2 separate regions of the Homo sapiens genome follow, and region 2 is linked to region 1. Evidence: read pairs that join two places in POLR2A ChIA-PET (ENCODE). Cell type or tissue: OCI-LY7. All regions are shown on one strand. Each heading gives the region's core, and the rest is flanking DNA. Links, peaks and the distances in the headings are about the cores only. Region 1 has its middle 2.9 kb from the start of ALDH2. Region 2 has its middle 10 kb from the start of ATXN2-AS.

What was found. ChIA-PET counts read pairs that join two places held together with the same protein. Peaks named below come from ENCODE experiments on the same cell type or tissue, not always from the same donor. Only the 100,000 strongest peaks of a DNase experiment are listed, where the experiment ranks them.
Region 2: POLR2A ChIA-PET joins it to region 1 with 6 read pairs; 4 of 35 experiments call an interaction of 5 or more read pairs at or near these places.

Annotation. Positions count from the first base shown.
Region 1 is chr12:111,761,340-111,766,713 of GRCh38, reverse strand. No RefSeq gene overlaps it. Among named protein-coding and RNA genes, the nearest start is that of ALDH2, 2.9 kb to the left of the region's middle. RefSeq lists a silencer at 1-93 and enhancers at 1-322, 4,515-5,050. In OCI-LY7, for the core only: no CTCF peak of the experiment used is centred there; DNase peaks (open chromatin) are centred at 203, 2,163 and 4,743; H3K4me3 peaks cover 2,666 bases; H3K27ac peaks cover 4,809 bases.
Region 2 is chr12:111,606,967-111,612,340 of GRCh38, reverse strand. No RefSeq gene overlaps it. Among named protein-coding and RNA genes, the nearest start is that of ATXN2-AS, 10 kb to the right of the region's middle. RefSeq lists an enhancer at 179-678. In OCI-LY7, for the core only: a CTCF peak has its summit at 4,926; no DNase peak of the experiment used is centred there.

The sequences.
Region 1 (5,374 bases), core at 169-5,168:
GCCCCGCGAACGCAGCTCGCCTTGGTTGAGCCCCCAATGTGTGCCTTTGACCCCAATGTGAACAGGCCCGAGCCAGGGCGACCCTGACCTTCCCGGCTGATGCTCCAGGTGAAGAGACCGGCCGTAAACCCAAAAGCGAGATCATTTCGGAGGTGAAGGAGATGAACGAGGTGACATGGATGGGGCAGACGGCACTGCTTTTATAAGTACCATGGTCAGGAAATGACAAGTGAGACCTGAATGATGACAGGGAACAGCAAGGGCAAAGGCCAGGAGATGAGACCACCTGGCACGTGTTAGAGAAATGGAAAGAATGAATGGAGCCCAGTTAACAAGGAGAGAGGCGGCCAGGGCAAGGGCAGGGACGGTCTTGGAAGCAGCGGTTCAGAGTTTAGAACAGGATGATTTGCATGATTTGCTTATTCTTTTTTTTTTTTTTTTTTTTGAGACGGAGTCTCACTGTGTCGCCTAGGCTGGAGTGCAGTGGCACGATCTCGGCTCACTGCAAGCTCTGCCTCCCGGGTTCACACCAGTCTCCTGCCTCCGCCTCCGGAGTAGCTGGGACCACAGGCGCCTGCCACCACGCCCGGCTAATTTTTTGTATTTTCAGTAGAGACGGGGTTTCACCGTGTTAGCCAGGATGGTCTCGATCTCCTCACCTCATGATCCGCCTGCCTCGGCCTCCCAAAGTGCTGGGATTACAGGCGTGAGCCACCGCGCCCGGCGGTGGGACTCTGATTTCAACACCAGATTCCACCAAAGTCGCCCTGGGGGCTCAGCACCATTCCACACAAACCAGAGGAAGAAAAGGCATGGGGGTGGCCCATGGGAGGTTTCTGTGGGCTGAGCCTGCTCGCCTGGCTGGATTTCAATCACACAACCATGCCTCCATGCAAAAGAGTCTGGGAAATGAGTGGCCCCTGTGCCAGGAAGAAGGGAAATAGGTTTGGAGATCAGCTGCAGAGATAATCTGATAACCAAGACTCCCTTCCTTCTCTGAATTCAGCCATGCAGGCCCCACTTCCCCTTCCCAATGGCGCCTTGCTTTTTTTTTTTAGATGGGGTTTCACTCTTGTTGCCCAGGCTGGCACCATGTGGGCTCACTGCAACTTCCACCTCCCAGGTTCTAGCGATTCTCCTGTCTCAGCCTCCCAAGTGGCTGGGATTACAGGCGCATGCCACCACACTTGGTTAATTTTTGTATTTTTAGTAGAGATGGGGTTTCATCATATTGGTCAAGCTGGTCTCGAACTCCTGACCTTAGGTGATCCGCCCACCTCGGCCTCCCAAAGTTCTGGGATTACAGGCATGAGCCACCGTGCCAGGTACTTTTTTTCCCTTAATACTGTGTGTGGAGATCGTTTTGTCACAGCACACAAGGACTATGTCCCCATTCTCTTCAACAGTTTCATGGTATTCCTCTGGATACATGAGGTAGTTTTATTTCATGAATTTCCTATGATGGACATTTAGGTTGTTTCCAATCTTTTGCCACTACAAACAATGCCACAATGTATGCTCTTGATTTGCTTAAGAAATTAATAGAAATGAGGCTGGCACCATGACTCGTGCCTGTAATCTCAGCACTCTGGGGGGGAAGCTGAGGCGGGTAGATCACTTGAGGTGAGGAGTTCGAGACCAGCCTGGCCAACATGGTGAAACCCCATCTCTACTAAACACACACACACACACACACACACACACACACACACACACACACACACACACACAATTAGCCAGGAATGGTCGCAGTGCCTGTAATCCCAGCTACTCCAGAAGGTGAGGCAGGAGATTGCTTGAATCTGGGAGACAGAGGTTGCAGTGAGCCAAGAGCTGAGATCGTGCCACTGAACTCCAGCCTGGGTGATAGAGTGAGACTACGTCTCAAAAAAAAAAAAAAAAGAAAAAAAAAAAGAAAAAAAAAAGAAAGAAAAGAAAAGAAAGAAATTAGTAGAAATGGAACAAAGAATATTTACAATTTAAATACAGATATATTACCCTCCAAAGAAGTTTAATTTATGCCCCACTACCTGTCATGTCTGAGTTTCCTTACACCCTCACCAGTAGAAGTTTCAGGATTTTTTTTTTAGCTTTGCTAATCTGAGAGACGAAAAAGTGGCATTTCACTACCACATTAATTTGCTTCTCTTTTACGAGTGAGCTTGAGCATCTCTGCCTAGATGAAGTCATGCATGTTTCCTCTGCTATGAACTAGCTGCTCATGTCTCTGGCTCACTTTTCTATTGGATTGTTGGTCTTTCTGAAATTGATTTGTAGGTGCTTTATATGTATCCAGGCAATTAACATTTTGTCTATCATATATGGCACAAATACATCCTGCCAGTCATCTTTTTACTACTAAGTAACTGTAAGTAGCTATTTCTGAACTACTGTATATTCTGTGTCATTGATCTCTGTATGCGTGTGCCAGTATGACACTGTTTTCATCACTGTAGCTTTCTAAGTCTTCTTGTTTTTTTTCCCCAAGACCAGGGTCTCGCTGTCACCCAGGCTGGAGTGCAGTAGCACAATCACAACTCGCTGCAGCCTCGACCTCCCAGGCTCAATTGATCCTCCCACCTCAGCCTCCTGAGTAGTTGTGATTACAGGTGCATGCCACCATGCCTGACTGATATGGTTTCACTGCGTCCCTACCCAAATCTCATCTAGAATTGTAACTCCCACAATTCCCACATGTTATGGGAAGAACCTGGTGGGAGGTGACTGAATTATGGGGGCAGGTCTTTACTGCACTGTTCTTTTGATAGTGAATGAGTCTCACGAGATCTGATGGTTTTAAAAACGGGAGTTTCCCTGCACAAGCTCTTTTTCTGCCTGCGGCCATTTATGTAAGACGTGACTTGCTCCTCCTTGCCTTCTGCCGTGATTGTGAGGCCTCCCCAGCTATGTGGAACTATAAGTCCATTAAACTTCTTTTCTTTTTTTTTTTTTTTGAGACACAGTCTAGCTCTGTCACTCAGGCTGCAGTGCAGTGGTGCTATCTTGGCTCACTGCAAACTCCGCCTCCCAGATTCAAGCGATTCTCCTTCCTCAGCCTTCCAAGTAGCTAGGATTACAGACGTGCCACCACGACTGGCTAATTTTTGTATTTTTTAGTAGAGATGGGGTTTCAACATGTTGGCCAGGCTAGTCTCGAACTCCTGACCTCAGGTGATCCACCTGCCTTGGCCTCCCAAAGTGCTGGGATTACAGGCATGAGCCACCGCACCTGGCCTAAACCTCTTTTGTAAATTGCCCAGTCTCAGGTATGTCTTTATCAGCAGCATGAAAACGGACTAAGGCACCAGCTAATTTTTTTTTTTTTTTTTTGTAGAGATAGGGTCTCTTTATGTTGCCCATGCTGGTCTTGAACTCCTGGGCTCAAGCAGTCAGCCCACCTTGGCCTCCCAAAATGCTGAGACTACAGGCATGTGCCACCATGCCCGGCAGCCTCCTAAGTCTTAATAGCTTGTACTAATATTTCTCTTAACCAAGATCTTTCAGCCTGGAAGTGATGAGGTTGCACATGTGCCTTCGAGGGATTCCTCTGAGAACTGCATGGAAACTCAGTTGTAGTGGGGAGGCAGGCCAGAGGCAGAGAGATGAGGAGGGCTCAGTTGGCAGAAAGAGTGTGAAGGTGGAATTGACAGGTAGCTGTGTGGAGATGAGGGCGAGAGGAGTGGAGTGGGTGCTGAGGTTCTTACCATGTGCTATTCCCCAGGATGGGGGAGCCAGGAGCAGCAGTAAACTTGGTTGTGGGGAGGGGAAGGAGAAAATGAGCTGACTTATCCACATTCGCATACATCGATACAATGTGGGCAACGTGCTTCGTCCCTGTTGGTGTGCGTGGTGTGTGTCTCAGTGCAGGACACGCTGGTCCACAGGTTCGTTTATTCTGGTTTGTCTGTGGTCTGTGGTGCTCACCATAATCCTAACCAGCAGCTCTCTCATCCCTGGTGCCCTACTGTTGGTGCACCTGTTCCACCCATGTCCTGCCCTCTCTCCTTATGGAAATCTTCCCTATCAAGATCCAGCCCAAGTCCCATCTTCTGGGAAGTCTTTTGTGACCATAGTAGCCTTCCTTAGCTGCTTTTTTTTTTTTTTTTTTTTTTTTTGAGACGGAGTCTCTCTCTGTTGCCCAAGCTGCAGTGCAGTGGTACCATCTCAGTTCACTGCAACCTCTGCCTCCTGGGTTCAAGCGATTCTCCTGCCTCAAGCTTCCCAAGTAGCTGGGATTACAGGCATGCACTACCATGCCTGGTTAATGTTTGTATTTTTAGTGGAGACAGGGTTTCACCATATTAGCCAGGCTGGTCTCAAACTCCTGGCCTCAAGTGATCCACCCAAGTCAGCCTCCCAAAATGCTGAGATTACAGGTGTGAGCCACCACATTTGGCCTCAGCTGCTTTCACACAGTCCTCAACCAAATACTGCAGACCAAGATCACCTGGATGTGCTGAAACGCTATTGTAATTATGGCTCCTTGTGGCTCAGTCTCTCCAAAGAATGAACTAAAACTTAACTCTCAACCTAGATTTCACCCTGACAGTCTGAGGCTTTCCTCTCTTCCACGTTTCTTTCCATCTGTTTCCTGGTTCTTCATCGCCCCTTGTCTGTGGGCTCACTGGCAGGAATGGGGCCGGCAGAAGCACAGGCATTCTCATGGTGCTGAGACCTTCGGTGGAAGCACCTCAAGCCACTTAACTTCCTCTAAGATATTCAAATTCCTAGCTTTCAACTACTCTGAAACCTTTCATTGTTAGGGCACAACTGATGTGCTTTCAGGCTTTAAAAAACCCTAGTTCCACTTGCTCTCCAACAAAGGTTGTGACTGAGGTCTCCTTCAGGGTCACTGACTGGTGAGATTCTAGATGTTTGGTTGTTTAGTCCCCGTTCTGGGACACTGACTCTGTCTATGGAAGCTCTTTGTTGCTGTTGTTGCAAACAATGATGTTAGGTGAGGAATTTAAAGCCCCATTTTAACAGGAAGACATCTGGCTGGGGGCAGTGGCTCAGCCTATAATCCAACACTTTGAGGCCGAGGCGGGCGGATCATCTGAAGTTGGGAGTTCTAGACCAGCCTGACCAACATGGAGAAACCCCATCTCTACTAAAAATACAAAATTAGCCAGGTGTAGTGGTGCATGCCTGTAATCTCAGCTACTTGGGAGGCTGAGGAAGGAGAATCGCTTTAACCCGAGAGGCGGAGGTTGCGGTGAGCTGAGATAATGCCATTGCACTCCAGCCTGGGCAACAAGAGCAAAACTCCGTCTCAAAAGCAAAACAAAACAAAACACAGTAAGACATCTGCCCTCACAGGTAGGAGGAAAAATATGGTCAGCCCTGAGCCCCAGCTCTGCCCTCCTTGTTTGCA
Region 2 (5,374 bases), core at 269-5,268, 150 kb after region 1:
CTGAAGTGCAGTGGTGCGAACTTGGCTCACTACAACCGCCACCTCCTGGGTTCAAGTAATTCTCCTGTCGCTCCTGTCTCAGCCTCCCGAGTAGCTGGGACTGCAGGTGCAGGCCACCATACCTGGCTAATTTTTTTTGAATTTTTAGTAGAGACCGGGTTTCACTGTGTTAGCCAGGGTGGTCTCGATCACCCAGCCTCGTGATCTGCCTGCCTCACTCTCCCAAAGTGCTGGGATTATAGGCATGGGCCAACATGCCCCCAGCTCTTTTTATTTTTTGAGACGAAGTCTCTCCCTGTCGCCCAGGCTGGAGTGCAGTGGCCCGATCTCAGCTCACTAAGCTCCACCCCCTGGGTTGAAGCAATTGTCTTGCCTCAGCCTCCTGAGTAGCTAGGATTATAGGCACCTACCATCAAGCCCTGCTAATTTTTGTTTGTTTGTTTGTTTGTTTTTTGAGACAGAGTCTGGCTGTGTCGCCCAGTCTAGAGTGCAGTGGCGCAATCTCGGCTCACTGCAAGCTCTGCCTCCTGGGTTCACGCCATTCTCTTGCCTCAGCCTCCTGAGTAGCTAGGACTACGAGTAGCTGGGACTACAGGTGCCTGCCAACACGCCCGGCTAATTTTTTCTATTTTTAGTAGAGACGGGGGTTTCACCGTGTTACCAGGATGGTCTCGATCTCCTGACCTCGTGATCTGCCCGCCTCGGCCTCCCAAAGTGCTGGGATTACAGGTGTGAGCCACTGCGCCCAGCCTGTTTTTTGTTTTTTTGGGATAGAGTCTCACTCTGTCATCCAGGCTGGAGTGCAGTGGCATGATCTTGGCTCACTGTAAACTCTGCCTCCTGGGTTCAAGTGATTCTCCTTCCTCAGCCTTCCAATTAGCTTGGACTACAGGTGCACACCACCACACTCGGCTAATTTTTTATATTTTTAGTAGAGATGGGGTTTCACCATATTGGCCAGGCTGGTGTCGAACTCCTGACCTTGTGATCCGCCCACCTTGGCCTCCCAAAGTGCTGGGATTACAGGTGTGAGCCACCATGCCCGGCTCTAATTTTTGTATTTTTAATAGAGACACGGTTTCACCACCATGTTGGCCAGGCTAGTCTCAAACTCCCGACCTCAAATGATCTGCCCGCCTCGGCCTCCCAAAGTGCTGGGATTACAGGCGTGAGCCATGATGCCCAGCCTCTTTTTTTGTTTTGAGACATGATCTCGCTTTGTTGTTCAGGCTGGAGTGCAGTGGCACAATCATGGTTCACTGCATGCAGCCTTGACCTCCCAGGCCCAAGTGATCCTCCCACCTCAGCCTCCTGAGTAGCTGGGACCACAGGCATGCCCCGCCACGCCCAGCTAATTCTTTTTCATTTACTTTATTTTTATGTATTTTTTTAGATGGAGTTTCACTCTTGTTGCCCAGGCTGGAGTACAATCGCATGATCTTGGCTCACCTCCACCTCTACCTCCTGGGTTCAAGCGATTCTCTTTGCTCAGCCTCCCGAGTAGCTGGAATTACAGGGATGTGCACCAGCCTGGCTAATTTTGTATTTTCAGTAGAGATAGCGTTTCTACATGTTGGTCAGGCTGGTCTCAAACTCCTGACCTCAGGTGATCCACCCGCCTCGGCCTCCCAAAGTGCTAGGATTACAGGCGTGGGCCTCTGCGCCTGGCCTATTTTTTAATTTTTATTATATTTTTGAGAGAGCCTCACTTTGTCACCCAGGCTGCAGTGTAGTGGCACGATCTCAGCTCACTGCAACCTTGGCTTCCTGGGTTCAAGCAATTCTCGTGCCTCAGCCTCCCAAGTAGCTGGGATTACAAGCACCCGCCACCACGCCCAGCTAATTTTTTTTTTTGTATTTTTAGTAGAGACGGGGTTTCACCATGTCGGCCGGGCTGGCCTCAAACTCCTGACCTCAGGTGATCCACACGCCTCGGCTTCCCAAAGTGCTTGGATTGCAGGCATGAGCCACTGTGCCTGGTTTTTTTGTTTTTGTTTTTGTTTTTAATTAATTTTTTTCCTATAGGAACCAACATGCGTGCACTGTCAGTTTTTAAGGCATTGCCAATTTGTCCCTTGCAGGTGGTGACTTCTATAATAATCACTATTCCTTGAATAAAGAAACAGGCAGTCATCAGTGGTGCCAGTTCACTAGAGCCCTGTATTTGATGAGACAAAGGAGAGAAGCTGATTTTTTTCAAGAGAGCCACCTTAGGCCTTTACTTTTTTTTTTTTTTTTTTTTTTTTTGAGATGGAGTCTTGCTCTGTCGCCAGGCTGGAGCACAGTGGCACGATCTTGGCTCACTGCAACCTCCACCTCCTGGGTTCAAGCAGTTCTCCTGCCTTAGCCTCCCAAGTAGCTGGGACTATAGGCGCACAACGCCATGCCCAGCTATTTAATTTTTTTTTTTGTATTTTAGTAGAGATAGGGTTTCACCATGTTGCCCAGGCTGGTCTCGAACTCCTCAGTTCAGGCAATCCTCCCGCCTCGGACTCCCAAAGTGCTAGGATTACAGGCGTGAGCCACCACACCCGGCCAGGCCTTTACTATTCCATATAGGAAAGCAGTTTAGAACCCGGATGTTGGAAACAGACTTTCTGGGTTCGAATTGCACCTTTACCATTTAATAAATGTGCCCTTAGACAAAGTGACTCACTCTCTGTATGCCCTAGTCTCCCCATCTGTAAAAGGGGAATAATAATCCTATCTACTTCTCAGGGTTACTACAGGGTTTCTTAACCTCAGCACCATCGTCATTTTGGGCTGGATTAATTCTTTGTGCTGGGAGATTGTCCTGTGCATTATAGGGTGTTCAACAGTATAAGGACATAGAAAAAAACAAATTTGGATTCTCCTATACTCTCACAATACAACATAGAACGCTTCTGGGCTGGGGCGGTGGCTCACGCCTGTAATCCCAGCACTTTGGGAGGCTGAGGTGGGTAGATCACCTGAGGTCAGGAGTTCAAGACCAGCCTGGCCAACATGGTGAAACCCCGTCTCTACTAAAAATACAATAATTAGTTGGGCATGATGGCGGGTGCCTGTAATCCCAGCTACTCGGGAAGCTGAGGCTGGAGAATTGCTTGAACCCAGGAGGCGGAGTTTGCAGTGAGCCGAGATCACATCATTGTACCCTAGACTGCGCAACAGAGCAAGACTCCACCTCAAAAAAAAAAAAAAAAAAAAAAAAAAAGGCTTCTGACACCAGCCAGGCGCAGTGGCTCAGGCCTGTAATCCCAGCACTTTGGGAGGCCAAGGCAGACGGATCACCTGAGGCCAGGAGTTCAAGACCAGCCTGGCCAACATGGTGAAACTCTGTCTCTTCGAAAAAAATACAAAAATTAGCTGGGCATGGTGGTGCGTGCCTGTAATCCCAGCTACTCAGGAGGCTGAGGCAGGAGAACTGCTTGAACCCAGGAGGTGGAGGTTGCAGTGAGCCGAGATTGCGCCACTGCACTCCAGCTTGGGTGACAGAGGGAGACTCTGCCTCAAAAAAAAAAAAAAATGCGTTTGACACTAGATGTGTGGGGGCTTTTCCCTACCACATATCAAGCAAGCAATTCTGGAGTGTGCATCTGGGCACCTCTAATTCAATTCAATTCTGGCACTATCTACCTGGAGATAGCATCGGATCACACCCCCGACTTCAGATGCCAGTCACAAAAACAGGCTGTAAATCAGGGCCCCAGCAAGAGATCGGGGTTCCCACGATCCCCTCCTCAGGTTTGATTACTTTGCTAGGGTGGGTCACAGAACTGAGGGAAACACTTCTGTTATTACAAAAGATACAGCCAGATGGAAGAGAGGTGCAGGGCAAGGTATGTGGGAAGGGGCAAGTCACACTCCACGAACCTCCACCTCTTCAGCTATCTAGAAGCTCTCAGGGATGGGTATGGTGGCTCATGCCTGTATTCCCAGCACTTTGGACAGCTTAGACAGAAGGATTGCTCTAGCTCAGCGGGCGGATCACAAGGTCAGGAGATCAAGACCATCCTGGCTAACACGGTGAAAACCCGTCTCTACTAAAAATACAAAAAAAAAAAAAAAAAATTAGCCAGGCATGGTGGCGGGCGCCTGTAGTCCCAGCTAGTTGGGAAGCTGAGGCAGGAGAATAGCGTGAACCTGGGAGGCGGAACTTGCAGTGAGCTGACATCGCGCCACTGCACTCCAGCCTGGGCAACACAGCGAGACTCCGACTCAAAGAAAAAAAAAAATAGGCCAGGTGCAGTGGCTCATGCCCGTAACCCCAGCATTTTGGGAGGCCGAGGCGGTTTGATCACCTGAGGCCAGGGGTTCGAGATCAGCCTCGCCAACATGGTGAAATCCCGTCTCTACTAAAAATACAAAAATTAGCCGGGCGTGGTGGCGCATGCCTGTAATCCCAGTACTCAGCAGGCTGAGGCATGAAAATCGCTTGAACCCAGGGAGGCAGGGGTTGCACAGGGCTGAGATCACGCCACTGCAACCCAGTCTGTGTGACAGAGCAAGATTCCATCTCAAAAAAAAAAATAATAATAATAAATAAAAGCTCTCATAACCCAGCTCTTCTTGATTTTTATGGAAGCTTCATTCTATTGGCATGATTGATTAAATCATTGGCCACTGGTGATCAAGTTAACCTTCAGCCTCCTTTCCCTCCCCAGAGGCTGGGGGATGGGGCTGAAGAGTCCCAACCCTGTCATTATTGTCTTTCCTATGTCCAGCCCTCATACTGAGGCTGTCCATCACTTTGGAGATTTTGAGAATTTTAGGAGTTGCGTGCCAGAAAACCAGAACAAACACCAAATACCTATATTTAACAATATCACAAACAGCATACCTGGTCTGTACTCACAAGATGCCAGGGGCATTCCCCTCCAATCGTAACAAACAGAAATGTGTCTAGACATTGCCAAATGTCTCCTGAGGGGGCGATGGAGCTGGGGCAAAACTGTCCTTGGCATTGAGAAGCAGCAGGTTGTTACAAGGATTCAATGAGCAAGTTATTGTGCAGGTAGCACTTAGAACATGGTTGGCACATAGTAAATGCCATGTAAAGGTCTACAATTATTATTTTCATTATTGTTCTCTAGCCCTGCCTTACCTTGTGGAAAATAAATATTTTGATAATATGAGGGCTTAAGCAAAACGGTGTGTATGGTTAAGCCCATATGTGATTCTACTGGGGAACAAGTATCCAAGTCCCTATTCTGAGATCGAAGGTCAGCAATGTCAGTATTCATTATAGTCTGACTCTTCTGGGGTTCCATTGTAGGACTCACCATATCCCGTAGCAAACTAACAAGATCCCATGCTAATGGCCAGTTCAGCTGTCACTGGTCTGCACACATCCATTTTAAATCCCTTCCTGCATTCTCCAAATCATGCATAA